2 separate regions of the Mus musculus genome follow, and region 1 is linked to region 2. A link is a loop called in an ENCODE intact Hi-C map of the cell type or tissue named here. Cell type or tissue: left cerebral cortex. All regions are shown on one strand. Each heading gives the region's core, and the rest is flanking DNA. Links, peaks and the distances in the headings are about the cores only. Region 1 overlaps Magi2 (membrane associated guanylate kinase, WW and PDZ domain containing 2). Region 2 overlaps Magi2 (membrane associated guanylate kinase, WW and PDZ domain containing 2).

Region 1 (10,209 bases), core at 1,669-6,668, 1.3 Mb before region 2:
TTACAGAAGCTTTGCAATTTTATGAGGTCCCATTTGTCAATTCTTGATCTTAGAGCATAAGCTGTTGATATTCTGTTCAGGAACTTTTCCCCTGTGGCCATGTGCTTGAGGCTCTTCCACACTTTCTCCTCTATTCGATTCAGTATATCTGGTTTTATGTGGAGGTCCTTGATCCACTTGGACTTGAATTTGGTACAATGATATAAGAATGGATCAATTTGCATTCTTCTACATGTTGACTGCCAGCTGAACCAGCACCATTTGTTGAAAATGCTGTCTTTTTTCCACTGGATGGTTTTAGCTCCTTTGTGAAAGATGACCAAATGTATGTAGGCTCATTTCTGGGTCTTCAATTCTATACCATTGATCTGCCTGCCTGTCACTGTACCATGCAGCTTTTAACACTATTCCTCTGTAGTATAGCTTGAGGTCAGGGATGGTGAATCCCCCAGAAGTTCATTTATTTATTTATTTATTTATTTATTTATTTATTATAAATATTTTTCATTAGATATTTTCTTCATTTACATTTAAAATGCTATCCCCAAAGTCCCATATACCCTCCCCCCACCATGCTCCCCAACCCACCCAGCAGCCTCATTTATAATAGCCAGAAGCTGGAAAGAACCCAGATGTCCCTCAACAGAAGAATGAATAAAGAAAATGTGGTACATTTACACAATGGAGTACTACTCAGCTATTAAAAGCAATGAATTCGTGAAATTCTTAGGCAAATGGATGTATCTGGGGGATATCATCCTGAGTGAGGTAACCCAATCACAAAAGAACACACATGATATGTATTCACTGATAAGCGAGTATTAGCCCAGAAATGTAGAATACCCAAGATACAATTTGCAAAACAGAAGTTCTTTTATTATTGAGAGTAGTTTTTGCTATCCTGGACTTTTTGTTATTCCAAATGAAACTGAGAATTGCTTATTCTAACTCTATGAAAAATTGTGTAGGAATTTTGATGGGAATTACATTGAATCTGTAGATTGCTTTCAGCAAGAAGGCCATTTTTACTATATTAATCCTGCAAATCCAAAAGCATGGGAGATCTTTCCATCTTCTGAGGTCTTCTTTAATTTCTTTCTTCAGAGACTTCACATTCTTGCCATCCAGATCTTTCACTTGTTTGGTTAGAGTCCCACCAAGGTATTTTATATTGTTTGTGACTATTGTGAATTCACATGTTTCTCTAATTCTTTTTCAGCTCATTTACACTTTGAGTATAGAGAGGATGCTGATTTGTTTTGCCCCAACATGAAGGATTTAACAGGTGTCTCGGGGTATGGGCATTAAAATCCTGATCTTTCCAAGACTTTTTTCATGAAGGGATGTTGGATTTTGTCAAATGCTTTTTCATCATCAAATAAAGTGATCATGTGAGTTTCTTTTCTTTGAGTTTGTTTATATAGTAGATTACGTTGACAGATTGCCATATATTGAAACATCCCTGTATCCATGGGATGAAGCCTACTTGATCGTGGTGAATGATCCTTTTGAAGTGTTCTTGGATTCAGTTTGCAAGAATTTTATTGAATATTTTTGCATCGATATTCATAAGGCAAATTGCTCTGAAGTTCTCTCTTTGTTGGGTCTTCGTGTGGTTTTGGTATCAGAGTAACTGTGGCTTCATAGAACAAATTAGGTAGTGTTCCTTCTGTTTCTTTTCTGTGGGACAGTTTAAAGAATATGGCATTAGGTCTTCTTTGAACGTCTGATAGAACTCTGCACTAAACCCATCTGGTCCTGGGCTTTCTTTGGTTGGGATACTTTTAATGAGTGCTTCTATTTCTTTAGGGGCTATGGGACTGTTTAGATGGCTTATCTAGTCCTGATATAACGTTGTTGTTTGGTATCTGTCTAGAAAATTGTCCATTTCTTCCATATTTTTCAGTGTTATTGAGAATAAGCTTTTGTAGTAGAATCTGATGTTTTTTTTGGATTTCCTCAGTTTCTGTTGTTATGTCTCCCTTTCAATTTCTGATTTTGTTAAGACCAAATCTAAGGATAGTAGGTATATAAGAGAGCAAAGAGTGCCAATTTAAAGGACTAGTAAATAAATATCTTCAACAAAATTATAGAAGAACGTTTCCCTAACCTAAAGAAAGATATGCCCATGCGGCATGCTGGCGCACGCCTTTAATCCCAACACTTGGGAGGCAAAGGTAGGTGAATTTCTGAGTTCGAGGCCAGCCTGGTATACAGAGTGAGTTCCAGGACAGCCAGGGCTACACAGAGAAACTCTGTCTCGGAAAAAAAAAAAGAGAGAGAAAGAAAGATATGCCCAGAAACATACAAGAACCCTACAGAACTCAAAATAGATTGGACCAGAAGAGAAATTGGTCACGTCACATAATAGTCAAAAAAATAGCAAATGCACAAAACAAAGAATATTAAATGCAGTAGGGGGAAAAGGTCAAGTAACATATAAAGGCAGACCTATCAGAATTACACCAGACTTCTCACCAGAGACTATGAAAGCTAAAAGATCCTGAGCAAATGTAATACAGACCCTAAGAAAACACAAACTCCAACTCACACTAGAATGCCAAGAAATCAATTACTATACATGGAGAAACCAAGATATTCCATAATAAAACCAAATTTACACATTATCTTCCCACAAATCCAGCCCTACAAAGGATAATAGATGCCAAATGCCAACACAATGAGAGAAACTACACCCTAGAAACAGCAAGAAAGTAAACTACTTTCAACAAGCCCAAAAGAATATAGCCACACAAACATAAAAATAACATCAAAAATAACAGAAAGCAACAATCACTGTTCCTTAATATCTCTTAACATCAATGGACTCAATTTCCCAATAAAAAGACATAGACTAACAGACTGGATACATAAATAGGATCCAAAATTTTGCTGCCTGCCGGAAATTCACCTTAGTGACAAAGGCAGGCACTACCTCAGAACAAAGGGCTGGAAAACAATTTTCCAAGGAAACAGTTCCAAGAAACAAGCAGGAGTAGCCATTCTAAATATCGAATAAAGCCAACTTTCAACCAAAAGTTATTATAAAGGATAAGGAAAGACACTTCATACTGGTCAAAGGAAAAATCCACCAAGAAAAACTCTCAATTCTGAACATCTAGGCTCCAAACACAAGGCCACCCACATCCATAAAAGAAACTTTACTAAAGCTCAAAGCATACATTGCACCTCACACAGTAATAGTGGGAGACTTCAACACCCCACTCTCAGCAATGGACAGATCATGGAAACACCCACTAAGCAGAGACACAGTGAAATTAACAGAAGTTATGGACCAAATGGACTTAACAGATATCTATAGAATAATTCATTCTAAAACAAAAGAATACACCTTCTCAGCACCTCATAGTACCTTCTCCAAAACTGACCATGTAATCAGTCACAAAATAGGCCTCAAGGGATACAAAAAGTTTGAAATAACCCCATGCATCCTATCAGATCATCACGGATTATGGCAACAAAACCAACAGAAAGGCCACATGTATGTGGAAGCTGGACAACGTCCTACTCAATAACTTAGTCAAGGAAGAAATTGAAAAAAAAAAAAAGAATTTACAGACTTTTTAGAATTTATTGAAAATGAAAGCACAACATACCCAAACTTATGGGACACAATGAAAGGAGTGCTAAGAGGAAAACTCATAGCTCTGATTGCCTGCAAAAAGAAACTGGAGAGAGCATACACCCGCAGTTTGGCAGCACACCTGAAAGTTCTAGAACAAAAAGAAGCAAATACACCCAAGAGGAGTAGACTGCAGGAAATAATCAAACTCAGGGCTGAAATCAACCAAGTGGAAACAAAAAGAACTATACAAAGAATCAACAAAACCAGGAGCTGGTTCTTTGAGAAAATCAACAAGATAGATAAATCCTTAGCCAAACTAACCTAGAGGACACAGAGACAGTATCCAAATTAACAAAATCAGAAATGGGAGATAAAACAACAGAGTAACTTTTAAACATTGTTTTACATAGAAACAAAAATGACATTTGAAATCACCTCTTTCTTCTCTATCCTCAGCTGTGTTTGTCCCAAGGGGTTTGGTGAGAAGCTTTCTCCAAAGCCTTTGCAATCCAAAGAATAAACCCTTTGTAGTCTCCTGGAGGTTATCAGCCAGCCAGCCCACAGCTCTCCAAATCCTGCAGACAAAAATCATTCACTTTGAAGGTTCTGCCACCAGGGGGAACTGGAGTTATAACATTTACAATGCCTCACGGGTACTATATATTCCTCATAAAATAGAGCATGCTTAATGAGACTCGTGCTATTAAAATTGGAAATTTTCACATAAAAATTTCTGAAAAATTAATTGTATTAAACCTATCTAGGGCCACTGTGAATCATTTTATTATGAAGGATGTGATCTTTTAGTGGTCCCCCTTTTCACATAGTGTCTGATATTTCTGCAATGATAAAATTCATCCATCAAAAGGTTTATAGTGGAAAATAACTGTAAAGAATTGTGAAAAAAACTGAGACCTCACAGGAATGATAAAAATTATATACATGTATCATATAATCTTCAATTGAAAGTGAGGCAGTAAATGGCTAACTCTGTTTCGTATTATAGCTCTGAGAACTTATTCTCCACAAACTATTCTGGCAATGGGACTAGAGTAGCTAGCACTACCATGGACTGAATCAGATGCACACCAAATATCCAGATATAACACGGTGATAAAGGTTAGCCTATTTTGTCAAAACATTTCTTTTACTCAGCAATGAAATGTACTGAAAACTGATTCCCCTCTTAATCTGTAGTGACAATTCTGCAGTTTTATGGCACGATTTTTTTTTTATTTTAGTAGTTCTGTTTTGATATTGAAAACTCTGCCATCCTTCTCACTTATTCTAGTCCCTTTGCATTATAATATGAGATGCCATGCTCATGGAGGGATGACATGGAAGGAGAAACTGGGTAGTAACTGCTCAGATTTCAGAACAAATTTCATACAAGAAAGGAAGTGTTCTTCCTTATAATACAACTGTCTCTTGGTATTTTCCCTGCTAAGCTCTTGGGATTATTTGCAGCAACATTATCAGGAGGTTAATACCTAAATGTGTAAAGTGTGGATCTATTTGTTACCTATATTGCTTAAGAGGTGCTCAGAGGTAGCAAAGATTAAGGGGGCATGGCCCTGAGCATGTAGCTTCTTATACTGACACCTGCCCCTAGATCTCTGCTAACACCTTTTTCAAAGACTGTCCTCATGGGCATGTTTGAGGCCCTGTATGTTTTCGTCTACCCTGTGAGCTTTGGATGGCTTCCAAATGTGCATTTCTAGATATCAGCTAACCTATCTGAAATATCATTTAAAATATACATCATCGAAAATGCATTATGCAGTTAAACCTTATTCCTCTTTATTATTCTTATTCATTATATCAGTATAAGTAACTTAAAAATAAATCGCAATGCCTTAATATCAATTAAATTGCTGTACCTGCTTTCAGGGCGCCTTGACTGTCTTACTTACTTGTTCCAATTTATCTATATGGAAAATCAGCCTTGAAAATGCTTTCCTGAAATTAAATCCCTTCAATGAGTTTTTGAGACTTCTCATAACCTAAATACCAGGAGCCATAAGTGTAACTTTATATTTCTTCATAGTCCTTCCAAAGCATGATCTTAACCAAATGCTGCGGATTTGAATTTACTTCTAAAAATATTTTTATTTATTCCTGTTTCATATAATATATCCTGACTGTACCTTCCCCCTCCTCCATCCTCTCAGTTTCCTACCAGCATCCCTCTCTTCCAGGTTTACTCCACTACCATCCTCCCATCTCTCCCCCCAAAAGAACAACAGGCCTCCTGGGACATCAGCATAGCATTGCACAACAACATATAATAAGACAAGGCACAAACCCTCATATCGAGTTAGGGCAAGGGAACTCTACAAGAGGAAAACGGTCTAAGATCATGCAAGCTAAAGACCCATAATGTATATGCAAAGGACCTATGTCAGATCCATGCAGGATCCCTGATTTTGACCCCAATCGTGGGCCCCTGTAAGCCTGTTTAGTTGACTTCACTGGTCTTGCTCTCCTCATGTTTTTGATACCTCCAGTTCCCACAATTCTTCCTCCTATTCTTCTTCATGGTTCCCTGAGATGAAGGAGAGGGACCACATAGAGACTTCCAAATGCGTGTCCCTCCTCTCTCCCTCTCTCCCTGCATTATACTTGGCTGTGAGTCTCTGCATCTACTCCCATCAGATCATGGGGCAAACTCTGATGACAACTGGACTAGGCACTTATCTGTAAGTATATCAGAACAATGTTAAGAAATATTTCATTGTTTTGTTGTTGTTGTTGTTGTTGTTGTTATTGTTGTTGTTGTTGTTGTTTGGCCAGGGGTATTTGGTTCTAGCCTAGGTCTCTGGGCTTTCCAGCCTCTGGTTTCTGGTCATCCAGGCAGTTTTGGGCATGGGCATGGGCTCTCTTCCACAGTGTGAGCCTCAAGTTAGATGAGTCATTTGTTGTCAGCTTCCACAGGTTCTTTGCCACCACTGTCCCAGTACAAGTGGGCAGATTGTAGGTCAAAGGTTTTGTGGCTGAGTTGGTGTCCCAGTCCCACCACTGGAAGTCTTGCAGTGTTTGTCTTTCTGGGTCTGGGTTATCCCACTCAGAATGGTGTTTTCTAGTTCCATCCATTGAGTTAATTCTTTTAATGCCCATCTTTTTTTCTATCTTCTTTGTTTGTTCCTGCATTCGAATTTGTCTTAACTTTGTCTTTGCACTTTATTATTTTATGTCAACTTGTCACAAGCTAAACTCACCTGAGAGGTATAAAACTCAATTGAAAAATGTCTCCATTTTGAGGAACTGTGAGTGAAATAAACCCTTTCCTCTCCCTATTGCATTGGTCATGGTGTTTTATCACAGCAGTGGAAATCATACCTAAGACAAGTAGGTACCAGAATAGAGGGGCATTGCTGTGACAGACCTGATCAGGTTTTGGTAAAAATTGTGCAAGGACTTTGTAACTATGGGCTACAAGAACTATTAAGTATCAAGAGCTCAATGGACTGTTTTGTTGGAGTTTTGAAGATAAAAATGTCAAGAACCATACAGACAATGGAGGCTTGACTTGTGAAATCAGAAGGCATGAAAGGTACAGAGCCATTTATGGAGAGAATCTGTGGCATCTGGTCAGTTAGAGCTGTGAATAACAAGAGAAAAGAAGCAATAAAGTGAATTTGTTTTATTGGAGGAGTTGAAATTGGCTAGTTGGGGCTAAGAAATTAGCATTGATTAAGAAGCCAGCATCATTGAGGTGAAATATTCTGAGAAGTATTTTCTGAATATCAATTCAAAGAAGCTATGTTCTAGAAACAACTAAGATTGTTTCTCATGCTGGCAGCTGAACTTGGGTGTGTAGGAGTTGCCCAGGTAGTGCTAATTTCTAAGTCATAATGGGATCATGGAGAACAGCTGAGAAAGCACTTTGAGAGTCCAGAAAAGACCCACCATTGGTGAAGTTGCAGCCTCAGTAGCAGTTTGAACACACAAGACTAAAGGGGTCATGAAAAACAAGTTGAGGCTTGGCACTATGGAAAACCTAGAAAAGGCTGTTGGTGAAAGTACTATCAATTGCAGCAGATCCCAGCATTTTGTAGATGTTAGTATCATGGGATTTAAAACAAGAACAGTGGCAGTCAAGTTGACCTGCACAAGTTTAGAAGGAGAGCTGTGTGGGCTGCAGAACGTAGAGCTGGTGAAGTGAGTCAAAAGGTACCTGGATGGTGAGTACTGCCCAGATATTAGACATTATCTTATTTACATCGTCAGGAGGTTGTCTTTACTTTGATCACTGGTTATTCTCTCTTGAAGTAGGAAAGTATTTAACTTATTTTTTACTTTATAGGAGCCCACAGTTTGACTTAGAAATTTTTAGAGAGATTTTTGGATTTTTAAAGAGACTTGATTATTTTTTTTTTTACAGAGACTGAATTTTAATGTGTTTGAACTTGTAAAGAGTATGAGACCTTTAAATATTTTTATGTTACCAATGTGATATATTGTTGATGAATGAGAAAGAAAATCCTGTGGCTTGAAAGTAATGTGTTTGTGTATCAAATGGAAAAATGTCAGTTGTGCTGGATAGGTCCATGTCAACTGGACATAGGTTAAACTACCTGAGAGGGGAGAATGTCAATTAAGAAAATGCCTCCACAAGATCAGGCTGTAGGCAAACAAATGTGTAGGACATTTCTTAATTATTAATTGATGATAGAGGGCCCAACCAATTGTGGGTGGTGCCATCTATGGGCTGGTGATCCTGTGTTCAATAAGAAAACAGGCTAAGGATATCATGGGGAGTCAGTCAGTAGGCAGTACTTGAACTCTTTTATGTGGTACTATAAGTGAAATGAACTTTGTTTGCCCCTCCCCCATTGCATTCGATCATGGTGTTCAATAGAACAGCAATAGAAAGTCTGAGTCTTCAAAGAGAAGAGGCAAACCTCCGGTTCTCAGAAATGATCCTCACACTCTTCTGCATCAAGATAGTATTAAATGTTCATATTTGTGGGTTTTGAACTCTTATTTTGAATACAGAAGGCAAGGCCTATTCTGCTTTTAACACCTTGTACCATGTGGACAAAGTACTAACTTACAGAAATTATTTCACACTGTTTAATTATGAATATTGTTGAAAATATCATGAGTATTGCCTAGGTTCATTTATATTGCCTATCACATGTAAAAATATACTTGCTTATAGTCAGAAGACCTCTGGCATTTGTTTCATACCACTCGCATATGTCCATGTTTTTTGTAAAACTTAAAAGTATTGTCTTCTAAAATTTCCTCATTGAAATTCAGTATTTTAGACTAAAAAGTCTTAGGTATGCCCAGCAATTACATATTCCAAGTTATAATGAATGTGAATATCATATAATTGCAACTGAGGACATTGAGTCAAATGTGCTATGATTTGAGAGAGCTGTTGATTAACTATACTAGGGAAAAAAGATGCTCTGGTAGAGCACAAATTTCCAAATTAATTTACTTTTCACAAACAATTCTATTCTTTCAAAGAAAGAGTATTTTAATTGGGTAACACCAATCCATATTCCTTCTGGGGGATCTGTCCTGATTGCATATATGTTCCAATTCCTCATTATTGATTAGATGGACAAAGTTTACCATTTCAACCAATTGAAGTTTTCTAATTTATCTATAAAGAATCAACTTGGACTCTGTGAGATATCCTAATAGCTAAAAGTATTTGCCATACAATACTGACATTCTGAATTAATCCTCAAAACCCACACTGAAAAGAACCATATCTAATGCTAAATTGCACTCCTTTCTGCACATATACCATGACACATTCATGTGTGTTCTATATCTATCTCTCTGTCCCTCTGTCCCTCTGTCACTCTCTTACTACTACTACTACAACTATTAAATGGGAAATGTAATGGGGGGTGGATATGGAAGACTTTTGGGATAGCATTGGAAATGTAAATGAGCTAAATATCTAAAAAAACAAAAAAGAAAAAAGAAATAGTCACGGGAAGCTTGGCAGAGTGAGGTAATTAAACAGACCTAAACAGTCTAATATGAGGGAGATATCTAAAGCAGTATAATGATTGTGGGCTAACATTCAGAAATAATTGAAATAACTAAGGGCACTTTTTCTGTGAAGGTGTTGTGGAAATCCATAAGAAACCAAATAAAATGCAATAGCAACAGAGTATGTCTTCAGGAAATCCAGAACTTTAGGGGAGCTCATTCCTCCAAAGTGAATAAAGACCAACCAGAATGAGAGTAAAGAATTCAGTAAGAGGACTTGTGAGGCCTTCAGTAGCTTCCAGCTCTCAGCTTTGACTAGAATCTTCTCTAAGTACATTCTACATTATTTATCCATTTTAAAACAACTAATTTCCTCCTGTTCATCTTCTTCCACCTCAGAGTATATCTAAAAAGCAGCTTCCTATTATTATCGTTATACAGATGAGAGGGAGAGGGGAAGGCATTCTATGTAGCTAAACATTTTCCCAAGGCCACCCATGTAAGTAGTAGATAGGACTGAGACCATGTCTTTTATGTCTGGCTCTGGAAGCCAGCTCTTTACTTCCATGCCCACTGGCTAGAAACAAGGGGGGTGTTTAGAATATTTAAAAATATATCATCATATTTAACTTCATTTGTTGTTCATCAAAAATTCAGAAATT
Region 2 (10,209 bases), core at 2,204-7,203:
ACAAGGAATAGATGACAGGTTCTTTCTCCTGCCACAATCCCTGGGTCCCTTCTGAGAATCTCCCCACCTTAGTCCTCAGCAAAGGTTAATATCAACTCTCCTTGACTTGTAGCCATGTGCTTTGCCACTGAGAGACATACATCCAGCATTCTTCCTTTATTTGAATTATGTGTTCCCCCATTATACAGATTTTCTTTTTCTGAAGATTAAGAGCCATCTGAAAAGAGATTCACTACAACAAGCACTGTATTCCTCGCCAGTCAGATCCTTGGTTGCTATCATTCTGGTGATATTTCATAAACAAGATGATAGAACATACTCCCTGTATGTAAGACGTTTACTAGGAGGTTTTAGTGTGTGCATGTGTGTGAGCGTGAATGTGTATGTGACAGTCCATGAACACACAGGTGTGTGTGTGTGTGTGTGTGTGTGTGTGTGTACCTGTGGAGATCACAAGGCAGCTTTGTAGAGTTGGTTTTCTCCTTCCATCTTTACATGGTTTCCAAGTGTTGAAATCAGATCTCCAGATATACACAGCAAACACCTTTCCTACCTATCTTATCAGCCCAAGGAGATTGTTTTTTTAATCTCGGCATATAAAATGAATTTAGTTTGTTAATATTGCTGCTTTCCTACAAGATAATTTAAGAGGCCAATTTATCTTTTAATTCAAAAATAATGGTATATACATAATCTGTATTATATATAAAAATGTAAACCTAGGCATTGATCAGTGTGCATTCTAGAGGAGTTAAGAACTTAATAGAAAAGAAAGTAGGGGGCTGTGGTGGTGCACGCCTTTGATCCCAGCACTCAGGAGGCAGAGGCAGGTGGATCTCTCTGTGAGTTCAAGGCCAGCCTGGTCTACAGAGCAATTTCCAGGACAGCCAGGAAACCAAACTAAACAAAACAAAACAAAGAAATGAAAGTAAGAAGGATAAAAATATGATCCTAACTTAAAGAAGAGGATGTGTTTCTCTCGATAGCTTAAAGCCATCTATTGTATCTGTGGTCCTCTTCAGAACACTCCACAACACAGTGGTCAGTGGCCTCAAGGATGAAGGCTTTCCAGCAGCTGGTAAAATTAATGTATTGTGGGAAATATTAAAAAATGAATCGGCAAGTTCCTATGCTATGCCCTGCTACTCTCAGCCCCACTGGCCTGGCTGGCCATACACTGGTGGGCAATGGCCAACCTGTTTTATCTTGTGAAGACTCTCTGGCCCTGAGCTCCTGAAACATCTCCACTCAGCTCACTAAGGTCCCACTGGTATGTCATTCCCACACCAACCCCGTGCTTCAAATCCCCCATGGTCTTTGTGGTGCACTTCTGGCAAACCCACACTTTGCCGCAGTACCTTTCTCTCTTGAACCCAGATGAGCTGCCGTGTGAAGGAAAACACAACACAAACTTAGTTCAGAAACGATAACTCAATCGCCGGGTGGAGCAACTAAAATCCTAATCTTGTAAGCCTTATTAAATCTAAATCCTCCAGTGGTGAATCCTGATGGATCTGCCATTGAAACCGAGAGACACTCATAGCTACATCTTGTCCTCATACTCTCCCCGGCCAAAAAAAAAAAAAGAAGACCTAACTCTCTCCTGCTTCCTCTCTTCCTCGGCCAACCCAGGAGTCCCACCTACTTGCCCAGTGATTGGCTCCTTTATTCATTAGGGATTGGTTCACAGGAAGTCACCTGAGTAAGACTCACTCCTTGTCCCCATCCCCTCCCAGAAGAACGGAATTAGCATCAGCATACACACAGCACCCGGCCCATCCACAACATTAATGAGGAAAGGACGTCTGCAAAACTTGAAGGGAACTGACTCTGCTTCTGTCTGCTCCTCTCTCTCCTGATCCGTTTCCATCATCCTCTCTGTTGCTTCCTTCCCTCTTTCTGCATCACTCTCCTCCCCTCTCCAGACCTATTTTCTGACAATCTCAAGTCACTACCATCTTTCCTCTCAAAAACAGACACAGGTCACAGACACACACTCACTTCTGAGAGACTAGATTTTAAATGTGAATCTTCTGCCTTGAAGTGGTATCAGGCCTTCTTCCATTTCTATTTCTGGAACAGATTTTCATTCACTTGTCAAATATTCATCAAGCACTCACTTTTTGTTTCAAATACTGTCCTGTTTTTTTAAGTCCACTATGATAAACAAGACCAGTGTGGTCATTGTCTTTGTGAAGCATACAACTAGTATTTTAGACTGATGTTAATCAAGTAAATAGCAAAAAGGCATAAGGACCTCCATATATCCTCATAGTGACTATGAGGATATAAAACAGGATACCATTGAAGAGTCCTGCTTACTATATATCGGAATTCTTTGGAATAAAACTCAAGAGACAGGAAGGGTGTAGGAGACTTGCTTCCTTATGTGAGCAGCTAGGAGTGCCTTCAGCAGTGAGCAGAGCAGCTGACAGCAGCATCCCAGAGTGAGATCCCTGTAACTGAAGAACTGAGCAGAGAACAACTTGGGTGAAAGAGCAGGGGGTGAGTGGAGACAAAGCTGGTGAGACTGTCAGGACCCAGATCCTGCAGCAGGCTCTTGTAGACCAGCGAATCATGATGAGTTTCTATCTAAAAGCAGTGAAAACCCACTGAAGGTTTAGGCGAGAACTTGTTTATCAAAGATTCTGTTATGTGGAGGCCCTCTGGCGGAACTCAAGCATGGAAGCAAAGAGGGGCTTATGGCAGCAGCTCAGGTGACAGTGATTTCTGCAGCTCCTCCATCTAAAACAATGTCCCTCCACCTGGTGGCTGCCTTATGCCAAGCAATCCCTTGTACAGACAGGTAGTAGCTCACCATTTCTATACTTCTCTGAACAGTGCTTAAATTGGTTTTAGAATTTAGAACTTTTATAGTCTCGCTCCTACCTTAGCTATGTCAAGTGTATGTGCATAGAGCCTATGCATGTCTGAAGCCAGAACTAAACCGATGCCTTGTATTTGTGAGATTCAAGAAAGTCGGGGACCTAGGGTGACACCATGTGATGACAATACCATCCATCAAGGAGAGACACCGAGGAGGCATGGAGAGTAGCTTGGAGGGAAGGTTCCTGGTGTTTAGTTGAGACATCGGAAGGTGACAGTGCACTTTTCAAGGAGAGATATCAAGAAGGCAGATGGAGGGACTGGGGTAGAGCCACTGGGGAGGACGGAGCTCAACAGGAACACTTTCCATAGAGCTTTACAAGTAAGAGAACACCCAGGAAATGCTATGGCGAAGAAAAACTCCTAAGACTAAATCCCTGATGAGGTCGGAGAACAGGAGGCTAGGTGGCATAAAGCTCTGAGTCCAGCCTGTTTATGGAAATACTCAGCCGTGGTATATGAAGGTGAATACACAGAGGTATCCTCTGGAGCTGACACTAAAGCACCACTGGGTTCAGTGGGGTAGAACACAAAAACTTTTCCTTTCTCCTTCAGTTAAGTATTTGATTGCCTATTAAAATCCCTTGAAAAAAATCTTTTTATAGTAAGACTTGCATTTGTAGATAAGCCCATCTTCTAGCTTATCATAAAGAGTGATTGGAGATAGGAAAGAGGAGAAGGACAAAGAATAAGGCTTCAGAGACGATCCCAGGCCAAGCCAAGGGCAGCTACCTCCATGTGTGAGTTAATCTTTCTCATGGTCTGACCAGAACTCTCCTGTTCAATACCTTACGTGGTTCTGAGGAACAAATGCTAAGTGCTCTGTTGGGAGATGGGGCCGGTCGCCTTTAGGCAGGATGGCCACTAAGGTCTGTGTCACTTGATTTAATCTTATTTGCATGTCAATAGGCTGGGACAATTTTCTCACTCAGTAAAATGGGTAAAGAAACCCAAATGTTACTCTAGGGTGCTCATTCAATAATTTTGGTCAAGCTACTTACCCTCTCCCTGTGTCTCAGAAGTGATTTCAGGCCAGCTCATTGCCTCGGCCATATGTGATATAATGGTGGGAGTACGAGCTATTAACATGCAAACTGTCATCACCATGGTCCTGGGCACTAACCCCCCCAGGTCTTTAGAATTCGTGTTTAACTGTTTCAGGCATATTTTCCTACACTGGCAAGTTGCTGCTTTCTATCAAATGCTAGTCTGATTTTTAACTGTAGCCCACAGTAGGGGTTTCCACTGAACACATCGACTAATTCCAGATTATTCCGAAGGTAACCAAGGATACTTGGTTTCCAAACTGAAAAGATTCATGGACATCAGTTTATGGAGAGAAGGAAGATAAGGCTGTACTCAGAGTGACCTATTCAGATCTCACAGCAAAGGACAAAGTGTGTGCAACTACTCTGATAGTTTAAAGGTGGCCAGAACTGTTGGGGAAGAGAGCAACTCCACTGTCCTCTTCCTGTCCTCGTCTAAGTCACCATCAGAAGAAGTACCATATACACATCTCAACTTTAAAACAAAGCAGGCTCCTGGTATTCATGAGCTGGGCGGACTCAAGATCACTAACCTTACCACCTACTAGTGGAAAAGAATCAACAGCCACCCAGAACTCAATATAAATGTGGCTTCTTTGTGTCCCACTCATATACTAATTCCTTAGAGAAAATAACATTCTGAGAATTATAAAACTTAAGATCTTTTCAAAGGTCATGAGACATTTTCCTCACAAATATCAAGGGTTCCTGTATTGAATTTCCCTGCTTGATTTTGCCTTGGGGTAAGAAAATTCCAGGGAAATGTTATTGCTGGTGGTCATAACTAACTCACTGAATCCAACACATCTGCCCCCTACTTGGTTTCCGGCCAGTGTTTTGTTTTATGTTATATATACTTTTTTGGAAAGTCAACATAGTTGCTTGGAAGGCAACAGAGTAAATCCTCAATGGCCTTAAAGCTAGGCTTTCTAGAATCAGTCCCGTTTATCTTAGTCTAGGAGCCATCCATGTTAAAACTACAAAAAAAAAAAAAAAAAAAAATCAAAGACAATGATTTTCTTTTCGGGCAAGAAAGCAATGATAGTTTTCAGATGAATCAATCCAAATCCCAAGGTTATTAGGCAATTGCTGAGAACTATGCTTTGAGCGACACCTAACGGCTGAGAAAATCACACACCCAACTCCTTTGAGGAGGACTCAGATCCATCCCAAGAATCGCAGAAGGCCTGCTAAAAACAGAGGAGCACCTGGTCTCTATACTGCTGGGACCTGCTGGGCTGGGTCGCTGGGCAACTTGTATTTCCACAGTGAGGTCTGAGAACCGGTGATTTATTGCCAAGTCAGTGGCCATGCTAGGCGTGACCCCAGAAATTAAGAGCAGACTGAGGCAAAGGGATTAGGCCCGAGCTGTGCCTTGAACTCTTGAGCGATGGCTGCCCGGGACGGGTGGGGGACGGAACCCCGGGGTGCGGCTGGCTGCCCTCTGGGCAGTTGAGGGATGTGGCGGGGCCCTTGAGAGCAGCCGCCTGGCTGCCAGCCCGGGTCCCCGGCATGGGGGTGGGGGAGTTAGCTGGAGCGCGGGGACGCGGCGCGCCCTAACGCCTGTGCTTCCTGTCCACAGACGAACCCCACGCCTGGAGTGCTGCCGCTGCCGCCGCCCCAGGCCTGCCGGAAGTAGGCGTCTCCCTCGAAGACATCCTCTCTCCATTCTCTCCATCACATCCAGCCCCACCCTCCGACCCTTCCCACCAGATAGGCCCAGACCCAACTTGGGATATCCAAAGGGAACACGACGTTAGGAAACCAAAGGAGCTTTCGGCCGGCGGCCAGAAGAAGCAGCGCCTGGGGGAGCAGAGGGAGCGCTCGGCGAGCCCGCAGCGCAGTGCGCGGCCCAGGCTGGAGGAGGTGCCCGGCGGCCAGGGGCGGCCCGAGGCCGGCAGGCCCGCCTCGGAGGCGGCCGACGGGAAGGAGGCGCTGCGCGGCCGGCGTGAGGGCCTCGGGGCCGCGGGCGCGCGGGAGGCCGAGGCCAAGGTGGGTGTGCGCTCGGGGGCCCGACCCGCAGCGCGGCCCACGGGGGGCGGCCCAGCGCGCAAGGCGACGATGGCGCCGGGGCCCTGGAAGGTGCCGGGCTCCGACAAGCTGCCGGGCGCCCTGCAGCCTGGCGCCTCGGCCGCGGGCAGATGAGCCCCAAGGCGAGGGGCCCCCGCCCGCCTCCACGCAGGCCGATCTTCCTGGGTTCCGTCTCACGGCGTTTTAATTTATTTCCACTGTCACACGCATAGATCTATACGAGGCGCCGAAGCCCGGGAGCGCCGGCGTGCGACGCGCGTAGGCGGCACGGCACGGTGTGCGCGCAGGCAGACCTAAACTGATCCTAAAGCCCCCGGTTCCATGGTGGGAGCTTTGGCAGCTACGGAAGAACCAAAATCACGCAAACATCACAGAGAGACAGTGCAGTGTAGCTTTAGATTCAAAAAGAGAAAAAGAAAAAAGTTCCCCCCACTGCATGAAGGATTTGGATGTCATCCAAACTTTATATCAAGAAACTGGACAAGTTCAGAGCAATCACAAACTGGAATATCGCCTTAAAAAAAAATCAAACTGCACGGAGCAAGCGGAAACTGAGACAAGATTATATCTTTTAATTGATCTAAAGTGTTGTAAATAAATCGTTCTTGACATATCTAGACAGGGGATAAAGGGTTTCTTTGAAACATCCAGAACTGTTCTCCCATGCTACGTTTCCATGGCTCCCCCTTCAGCATCCACCAACGGTATTAGCAGCAGCGTCCCCTGCCTACTGCAGGATGAGTTAGAAACCTAGTGAATTCATTGGTGTGATGCCTTTTTTACTGCCATTTCTGTGGTCAAGTCACATTTCTGTACATTTTCAGTAGTAGGGAAAAAAGGTTTTAAAAATTGTATCCTAGGGAGCAGTTTGCCGTAAGTCAGAATTTTGCAGGTTAGCTCGTAGATCCTAATTGGTTGCCTCTAAAATAATGAGTTTGATAATCAAAAGACCATAATCTGTTTAATCGAGATTGACAACGCTGCAGTTCCTTCCTGAAAAGGCTTCCTGTCATCCCAGGCACTCAGAGATACGTAGCTGCTCTGTTAGCAATCTTCTATTTTACCTATTTGATTGTCTTATTTTAAAGCTCTTCATTTGCACTTTGACAAAGTATTTGTCCTATATTTCTCAAATTAGAATCTCTAATATTGAAAGCATTATGATAACTAATTTATTTTCATTAAAGAACATAAGTCCTTTGGCATTCCTTTCTGCTTTCCTTATTTGATCTCCTTTTTGTTTCCACCTGTAGCTTTTCGCCTCCAATTTGCTAATGCTTTTTGTTACACTAACAATCTATAGATGCACCTTTATGTCCCCGGGTTACCATCGCAGGTCAGCGATTGTCCCTGCAGTAAAAACTGTCAAACGTTAACATTAGTCAGCTATCCATTGGTATTTATTGTAGCTGCACATATTTAAAGACAAAATGTCTGAAGGCATTTTGTCATGAATATGTTTTGTATAACTGAGGCTTCAACTCTTCAGATATTCTGCTCCTTACACAAGTACTTGTTGAGTAAGAGGGAAGCCGGGTCCATCACGCCAGGTCACATGTAACTGCTGTCTCAATGAGTCTTCCCACTCTCTGGACACTACCTAGTTTAATTTCCATCGTACATAAAGATAGTTGTTCCACAAGCAAATATGGTCAGAAGCCTCAAGTGAAGGGTATTGCAGCTTGTAAAAGTAATTTCCAAAATGAAACACATTCATCATAAACAAAGCACAAACACGTGTAGCGGTTTATACTTTCGGTTTAATCTCAATTTGTCTTTTTCCCCTGGACTAGAAATCCAGTATAGTTTGCCATTAATTTATTGACTCTGGGTTTGGACCATGCTCTGTAGTGTAGCTGCACGTACGTCCTGGTACTGTGTCCTCTGACCTTTACGTTCCATAGGCTTCAGAAGGACAACCGTGGAGATCACCCTTGCATAAACTCTAATTTGCACACTTCACAGCTACTACCCGTGCAGCAATTGCTTTATGCGGCTGTAATCCATAACCCGTGAAGACAGCACATCATCTAAATCTCATTCCAAATAATATTTCTGTGTAGTGTTAGCTGTGAATTTACCCTGTACAGCTGTATCTCTATAAATATAATTCCATGTATTAATAGTCACAGAAAGACTGTAAGTGAGCAACTATTTTTATGAAACGCACCACTATGGATAAATTAACTTTTACAGAAATCTTGTTTACTGTATGATATTCTAAAACACTGTCAAATAAAATATATATCCAAAAATCTTTTCTTTTTCCAGCTATATAAACTGTGTGTTAATTTTAATTTAGTAAGGAATAGGGGTATTATTATTATTATTATTTTGGTTTGGTTTGATTGTTTTGTTTTTCAAAACATGTTTTCTCTGTGTAGCCCTGGCTGTCCAGAAACTCAATCTGTAGACCAGGCTGGCTTCAAACTCACAGAGATCCTCTGCCTCCCAGTACTGGGATTAAAGGCACGGTGCCACCACTTCCTGCCTCGCCCCACTGTCACCTCCCTTGGCTTTTTAAAGCTGCTCCCCCCGCCCCTGAAATGTCTAAAGTATAAGTTTAATGACTGAAATAGAACTTCTTTGAGATTTGAGTCTGGATGCCCTGGCAATACACAGAAAAACTGTTTTGGTTTGAGGATTTGGGTTTTGTTTGTTTTTAACTCAAGTAAACTGAAACTATCCAGTTAGGACTATCTTTTGCTTAAATCACGACTTGGCTGTGTGTTTCTGCTGTTTACTACATTGATACCTTAAACCCTCTTATGGAAAAAGTTACAGTATCAACAACATACATAGCAGCAGTATTTAAATCCAAAACCAGTGGCTGATTGTAGGTTTTACCTTGCAGAGGAGCAAGTTGCACCTGGGAGTGTCATGGAGTTTGTGATCCAAGAGAACAGTTCTCAACTGGTGCTGCAAGGACTTTTCCACATTACACCAATGAGAGACCTAAAATTCCTAACCTGCCAATCTTTCATTTCAATACTATTTACTATATTAAAAAGCTCACACATCAGTTTCAGAGAAGAGGGGCAGGAAGTAGGAAATCAAGCACTATTTGAGATGGTGCAGTTTTGTCTTGTTTTTAAGGTTAACATGGTTAATTTACATTTTTAAGAACCAGTGAACAAGAAGGCTCAAGCGCTACTCTGACAAGCCACCTGCAGGCTGCAGCTGCCTCCAGCCTACCAATTTGCACCAACACCAGCCGAAGCCGAGGCAGGGAAGCTTGGATGGAAGCAATGTCTCCTGCAGACCCCAGGCAGGGAGTCCTGTGGCTCACCTGGAAAAGCTTCTGAAACTTTGGCTAGCACAAGGCTCTCCACCAGAAGCCAGCCCACCATCCCCACAGCAGGGCAGGCTCCACCGGAAGCCAGCCCACCATTCCCGCAGCAGGGCAGGTTTGCTGAAATTCAGTCCAGTTGGCTGATGCTTGTGTGGATCTGATTATTATTTGGAAGTTTATATTCTTAGTAAGTTTCCCTGAGTGTGTAAGTTCATATCCCAATTTATATTTTTTCCACCCTTGTTTAGTTTTTTGTCTTGTTTTGTTTGGTTGGTTTTTTTTTTTTTTTTGTTTTTTGTTTTTTTTTTTTTTGGTTTTGTTTTCGTTGTTGTTTAAGACAAACTCACAGCAAAATAACCAAATGGTATCCCTACTAGTAGCAGGATTCTAGATTGAACAGACTTCTGACAACATAGTCCCAGAGGGTGCCTATAAAACTGCAGGAAATGAGGGCACTCTGTCCAACAATAGGCTCAGAAGCACATCTAGTTCATGCAGTGCCCTAATTAAATATATAGTGATTATGATTATTATTCGTAATAATAGCTATGGCTGTAAACATTTGTGCATAAACAGTAGGATAACACCCTAGAATTAAACAGAACTCTTGCTGGGCCTTCTGGAACAAGTTACCCATGAGATGCAGCCATTGGGGACTCTGCTCTGCAGCAGCTTTGTCCTGCATCCCCACAGCTGGGGAAGGGTAACAGTAAGTTCCAGTAGAGCCTGGTTGGTCTGAGGGCTTTGAGAAGGGTTTGACGGAGCCCCACCCCACCTCCCAGGAGGGCTCTGTGGGAGACCTGGGGGGCGGGGGTGGACTAATTCCTAGAAAGTAACTTCATCTGGAAAAACCTAAGGCCACAAAACAACTTTTGATCTCCAGAAACTGGAAGTAAATTTCCTAAGACTGAGGAGATGGTATGGTTCACTAGATGGACGTACCTAAACAGCCTG

Evidence for each region. Peaks named below come from ENCODE experiments on the same cell type or tissue, not always from the same donor. Only the 100,000 strongest peaks of a DNase experiment are listed, where the experiment ranks them.
Region 1: a loop joins it to region 2, with 4 times the contacts of the local background. A loop is called at or near these places in 6 of 42 quality-filtered maps.

The regions. Positions count from the first base shown.
Region 1 is chr5:19,425,304-19,435,512 of GRCm38, forward strand. All of the region lies in intron 1 of Magi2 (membrane associated guanylate kinase, WW and PDZ domain containing 2), which reads left to right. Among named protein-coding and RNA genes, the nearest start is that of Gm25335, 85 kb to the right of the region's middle. In left cerebral cortex, for the core only: a CTCF peak has its summit at 4,209 (motif pointing right); a DNase peak (open chromatin) is centred at 4,195.
Region 2 is chr5:20,696,556-20,706,764 of GRCm38, forward strand. It overlaps Magi2 (membrane associated guanylate kinase, WW and PDZ domain containing 2), which reads left to right. Exons shown (of 23, transcript NM_001170746.1): 23 at 5,515-8,236. The coding sequence ends at 5,571. Among named protein-coding and RNA genes, the nearest start is that of Gm52763, 20 kb to the left of the region's middle. In left cerebral cortex, for the core only: CTCF peaks have their summits at 2,772 (motif pointing left), 5,054 and 6,698; DNase peaks (open chromatin) are centred at 5,086, 5,566, 6,250 and 6,633; H3K4me3 peaks cover 1,723 bases; H3K27ac peaks cover 3,050 bases.